2 separate regions of the Mus musculus genome follow, and region 1 is linked to region 2. Evidence: chromatin loops called from intact Hi-C (ENCODE). Cell type or tissue: heart. All regions are shown on one strand. Each heading gives the region's core, and the rest is flanking DNA. Links, peaks and the distances in the headings are about the cores only.

Evidence for each region. A loop is a pair of places that touch in the nucleus more often than their neighbours do. Peaks named below come from ENCODE experiments on the same cell type or tissue, not always from the same donor. Only the 100,000 strongest peaks of a DNase experiment are listed, where the experiment ranks them.
Region 1: it touches region 2 in a loop (1.9-fold over the local background); 1 of 42 quality-filtered maps calls a loop at or near these places.

Annotation. Positions count from the first base shown.
Region 1 is chr17:79,764,228-79,767,134 of GRCm38, forward strand. No RefSeq gene overlaps it. Among named protein-coding and RNA genes, the nearest start is that of Gm33055, 28 kb to the left of the region's middle. In heart, for the core only: no CTCF peak of the experiment used is centred there; a DNase peak (open chromatin) is centred at 1,324.
Region 2 is chr17:79,714,349-79,717,191 of GRCm38, forward strand. Cyp1b1 (cytochrome P450, family 1, subfamily b, polypeptide 1) reads right to left here and starts at 713. Exons shown (of 3, transcript NM_009994.2): 1 at 339-713. RefSeq lists promoters at 580-2,843, 586-1,784 and enhancers at 1,516-1,784, 1,547-1,577, 1,568-1,597, 1,710-1,738. In heart, for the core only: a CTCF peak has its summit at 1,409 (motif pointing left); DNase peaks (open chromatin) are centred at 303, 723 and 1,463; H3K4me3 peaks cover 2,057 bases; H3K27ac peaks cover 1,635 bases; H3K27me3 peaks cover 1,472 bases.

The sequences.
Region 1 (2,907 bases), core at 131-2,630, 50 kb after region 2:
GAGAAGACAGCACCCCATATCCTTCACCTGCTGGGTGATGTCACCCAGAGGGCAGCAGAAACATTCATACTGAGAGTTGCAGGAAATTTCACTGTAAGAAAGCCATGGCCACCAAGAGCAGACACAAGAGTTTCCCAGAAACCTGAGTGCCCAGAGATTCATGCACTGGTTGGATACTTATAAAAGAAGGAAATGGTGCCAGTTTGCAGAAAACAGGGCTCATCCACATAGGCCTTTGCTTTTCTTGGGGAAGAATGCATCTGGTTTGGGGAAAAACAGCAGAAGTTTTGAGCAGGAGATTGGCAAAATGTTTTAGTCTGTGTGCCAAGATGTTACCAGGTCCTTACCAGGAAGAAAAATACCCTGATCCTTCTTCATGAGATCTCTTTGGGTTTGGAGATCAGAGACTACTGTAAGTAGTGAAATCCAGAGTTATGTCAGGGAGCGAAGTAAAAGGGAATTAAAGACAATTCTAAAAGTTGTTGTTGTTGTTGTTGTTGATGATGATGATGATGATGACAATGATGTTTTTGCTTCCAAATAAACCAACTTTTCCATGGACTCCACCCACCCCAGCTTCCCCACATAGAGCATAAGTGGTCAGCAGGAAGGAGTCCAGATGTAAAAACCACCAGAGGCACTAATCATCTCTCCAGGCAAGGAGAATACAGCTTGCTTAATGCCATCCACATAGAGTTCTACATTTTGCCCATTTTTCATCATTTAACAATAAATATTGCTCTTAGGCCTAAGGAAACCCAAGCTAACTGCTCAATTTTTCTAGTTCCTATTTTCTGCAATGGACATAGCTTTAGGAGAGCAGTTTCCACCCTTTTAACTCTCTCACTCCATCTCAGACTTTTAAAAAGTAAGGAGGAAAAGAAAAAAAATGTACTAAGAAAATGAAGCCAAGTGAGGCAGAGTTCAGGAGTAGGGAGAAAAACACTGATGTAAAAGATTCAGCAATAGTAGCTGGCTGCGAGACAGAGAAAGTAGGAAAGAAAAGGCGGGTGGGCGAGACAGTGGATGTTAGCCAGCAGAGCCAAGCTAGACCCACACTAGGAGGAAAGGAGGACAATGGGAAACTAATTATGAGTTCCTCTACAACCACAGAGAACTAGAGACTGCGCTTAGGTTATTCAGAGGGGGACTTCTAATTCTGCAAGCCTTTGAGCGATCCTTTAAAAAGGAAGTCATCAGCACCTCTGCCAAGCAGATGAAGTCAGGAGAACTTAGGTCTGAGCCTCCTGGAAATGACTCTGCAGACACAGGGGGCATCTTTGCTCTCTGGTTTAGTTAAGGAGTGAATCTGTGTTGGTTTGCTTCTCTTGCTGCCCTCTAGTCCCTCCCTGCTGATTCCTTGGCAGCTCATGACTGCTCCAGTCAGGCCAAATGCAAGCAGTCAATCAGGGTTAGTAGGCTATTCACTCCAAAGAAGAGTTGGAGGAACTGAGAGGACGGTGCAGGCCAAACCGTAGAGGGTCCTAAGCTGGTAGAAGCTGAGTAGGAGGGAGTTGGAGTTAGCAGTATCTCCTGCTTTCCTATTGGTGGCCATATTCTGTGGAGGTGAGGATGGGGAATCCAAAAAATAAATAAAGATTCCAGCAAAGCTGAAAATAAGCAAGGACTTTTTCTAATAAAACTACAGGGAGCAAAGGGTGCTGCATGCTTTTTCCAATTCAGCCCTATTTTATTGTTAATGGAGTAGGTGAAATACTTCTTATGACAACTAGACCTTATTTTTAGACAGAATTCTCTTTTTCCTCCAGGATACCATCTTATCGCTTCTATATGAGCCTCCCTCGCATGCTTCCTTGCCAAGCACCTATAAAGCAGGTGCTTCCAGACTGGAGTTTTCGACTCTCCAGAGCTTTTGAAGGAAGCACTCACTGCTTTTTGGTCTGTGGCTTTCTGGAAACAATCTGGGATGGCCTGTTGGTGTTGCAGCAGCCAACTTCTTTTACTGGAATTTTATCTGCAGCTGAGCATCTTACAACTTCAGCAGTGGGTGTTGTTTTAGGAGCACCCAACAAGGACAACTGTCTGGTTTGGTTTCCTTTCTGTTTCTGTGATAAAAACACTGACCAAGAGCAACTTAGAAGAGGAAGGGATTTATTCCATCTTACATGTCACAGGCCATCATTTGTGGAAAGTCAGGGCAAGGGGACCTTACCTCTAATCACAGGGCTCAACTCACAACCAAAGCCTGACAGCTGAAGCCATGAAGTTATGCTGTTTGATGACTCACTCAAAGTCTTGCTCCCGGCTCTCTTAGGAACAGCTGATCAGGGAATGGTACCGCCCACAGTGGGCTGAGGACCCCTATATCAATTCATAACAACCATGACAATTAGCAGTATGGTATGATTGAAACTACATCCGATTTATTTCTAGAACATCCTTTCTAGAACATGCATGTTTAGAGTATTTCCAGAGGAAAGAAATATCTTTCTATTTGCTCTAAGGCCATACATTGTGAACTGAGGTATGCCACCTTGGGAGGTTTGCAACTAGAGGGAATCAAAGACTACAGGAAAATTCAGTTGTTATTTTGATACTGAAACAAGTATGGATGGATGAATTATGAGAGAGCCTCATCTGGCTATGGCCTCCTGAACATTTGAGACACTGTGTTCTTTAGGTATGGACTTGGACTTAAGCCTTACCCTTGCTTGACTTGAAGCCACGGTCTGCTTGACAAAATATTCTTTAATCATCTCCTCTATGGGATGAAGAATTACAAACAATTTGACTAAAGCCACCCAGCTACTCTATTCCTTTTTGCTTAAGGGTCTTTGCTTTGCTAAAAAGACCGTTAAAGATTATCCCTTCTCGCATCCTTAGCCCCACCCTTAGAAACTGGGCAGACTCAGTCTGAAGTACAGAATTCCTCAGACCTAGAATGGA
Region 2 (2,843 bases), core at 1-2,500:
GCAAAGGAAAAAAAGAGTGCCCTCCGTCCCGCGTCTCGGCCCCAGCATGGGGCTTTACCCTGGGATTGAGTAGAGAGGAGGCAGTGCATAATTCAGGTAAAGGCTAGCTTTCTGGGCAAGATGCTTAAAACTATGTTTCCTACCCAACTCAGCCTCCAGCAGAGACCTATCGGCTTCCAAATCCCCAGCTGCCTAACGGTTCCCAGAATTCCGACACAATGCCGGTGGGTGGCAGACACTGAGGCAGGTTTCTTTTAAAGTACCTAATACCCCCACCCCTGACCTTCAAGAACTGCCCTGAAGAGACCTCAGGAAAGTGGCTCCGCGGACAGACTGACCTGCGATGAAGCGTGGTTTCCAGCGGTGTAGAGCAGCGGGATCTGGGAGAAGCTCTGGAGCCTCTGCCCAGATTCTGGCAAGGCTTCAACCTGAGAGTCCCCAGGGACCCCGAGACCTAGACACCTGAGGCCCGCTGCTTTAGCACCTACTCTTGACTCAATCAGAGCCTAAACTTAGATTAGGATGGAGGACAGGGACAAAAGTGTCTCAAGTTTGCACCTGGGACCCCGCAAAGTCAGGGCTTTCTCACGGAGTTGGGGTTGCAGTTGAGAAGGGTCGGGGGTGGGAGTTGATAAAGTGGAGTTAAATCCCAGCCCGCTGGCAGTTTTCAAGCTGGCGTCGCAGAGGTGTCTGCAACGCACCCCAGAGGCGATGCGCCATCCCTCTACTCCGGGGTTTTAAGGACTGGGTAGAGACTGGAGGAAGCGGGACCTTAGGGGGTGGGGCGTGAGGGGCGGGACGCACTGCGAAAATCCACAGATCTGTGAGTTGGGTCTCACATCCGTGCTTAGTGACCCAGGGTGGTCCAGTGGGAAATCCGCGCCTCTGGCTGGGACCCTCCTGAAACAATAGCTGGCAGCTTTGTTAGGATCCGCCTTGTAAAGTTTTCCTTTGGCGACAAGGGCTTGTCGTCAGTCATCCTCCCCACCCCCCACCCCCCAGTCAAGACCCCCACGCTTTCCTCAGAACCGAGCTTGGGACAGAATTTCCAACGCCTCTGCGCGCTGGAGCAAAGCTCAACCAGGAGCACGCCCTCCTCCTCCAGGTGACTCGAGTTTGGTGCCTTGCTCATGATCCTTAGGCACCGAGCCAGGAAAAGAAACTTGCTATTTTAATATCAGGACAGCTTGGTTTGCCTTGCATTTATCTTTATCTTAAGGTTTTACAAAGCATTTGGCCCCACGGCCGCGGCCCTTTGTGTGCACAGATCTCTACCTCTGAGATTTGGAAACCTTTAAAGTTCTCCCGCCCCAAGGCGTGCACCATCCTTCTGCACACAAAGCTCTCAGAAGGCAAGGCTTCCCGCGTTGAAACGACAGGAACTCTGCCACCTGCTGGACACGCGTGACAGCTCAGGTCGCCCCAGGCAGTGATCCAAGCTTGGGCACCAGAGACAGTCCTGGAGCGCCAGACCCGAGAGGGGGCGGTGAGTGGGAGGAGGAGGCGGCTCTGTACGCCAACAAACGGTTGGGTTGAAAAGTTTCTGCTGTCGCCTCCCCCTTGCGTGCGGAGCTGTGCCTTGCGTGCGCCGCTTCTGGGAAGTCGGCTCCAGTCATCTCCCTGGGCGCTGCTCGCGGCCGCCCCTCCCGCGTTTCTCACGACACCTGACACGCCGAGGCGGCGGCCAAGGGCGGGGTGCCTGCCGCCACCACCCTTGGCGGCGCACGCACAGCTGCCGCCCGCAGGGCCTGCCCTGAGGATGCTCGATCGCAGCCAACTGGTCGACCCCCACTCACTCAGCTTGTTTCCCAAACTAGCTTCGGGGACGCTTTCTTCAAAGAGAAAGCCAAGGATGTCAAAAGGCCTGGGAAGCAACTGCTCTTGTTTATGGTCAATGCAAGGTATCGTGCAAAACACCTGAGAGAACAAGGTTTCTGTTAGGCTCTGGAAAAGGCAACCCAAGAAAGAGGTAGACTGCTTCTAATAAAGGAAGAATTGTAGCCCCAGGTCATTGGTGTGATCTCTGGATAACCCGTTCCCAGCGTTGTGTTATTGTCTCATTTACAAATAAAGAGATTCAGAGAGATTATGAGACTATTATCTGAATCACAATGTTCTCTATAGGTGAAGACAGGATTTAAACTCACAAAGTTCCACTCCAAATCCCTCATACGGGTCTATTAAAAGCACCCTTAAGAGGATCAACAAGTTTCTTGCTGAACAATACAAAACAAGCAAAACAAACCAAAACAAAATTTGCATAGGATCTGGCCAGAGGCTCAACAGCTAATGGTGCTTGCTAACAACACTGACCACCTGAACTAGATGCCACAGGGCACAAGGCTCAAGTAATCCTCTCACCTCCACGCCCATGCCAAAGCACACACACTTGCGTGTACATAAGTGTAATAAGTTTTGAATCAGCCAAAAGGATGTTGTTTTTTGTTTTCATGACTGAGGATTATAAGACTCACAGAGAAAAGCTATGCTCACTCTTTGCCCTTGAATTGGCCAAGAGCAAGGCCAGTAGAAGTTGTCCCACAGCTGACATTAAAACAACTGATTACATTATAAAGGAACTTAATGAAAATGTCTGAAAGAGAGTCTAACATCTTTCAATAAAATTCCTGGCCTGCTAAGAAAAGGCCTTTTTATAAGTCTTTTCAGTAACTTTTGCAGTCTTTTCTGAATGAGATTTTATATATACTATAGTCTAGCTCTCCTGTGATGACGTGGGTCAAGTGTGTCTTAGTTTACTAATAACCATTGGTTTCTCAGAGCTGCACTGGTCCAACATACCTGTTTTGGTTTGTCTTTCTCCTGTTGTAACGAAATGCTGGAGA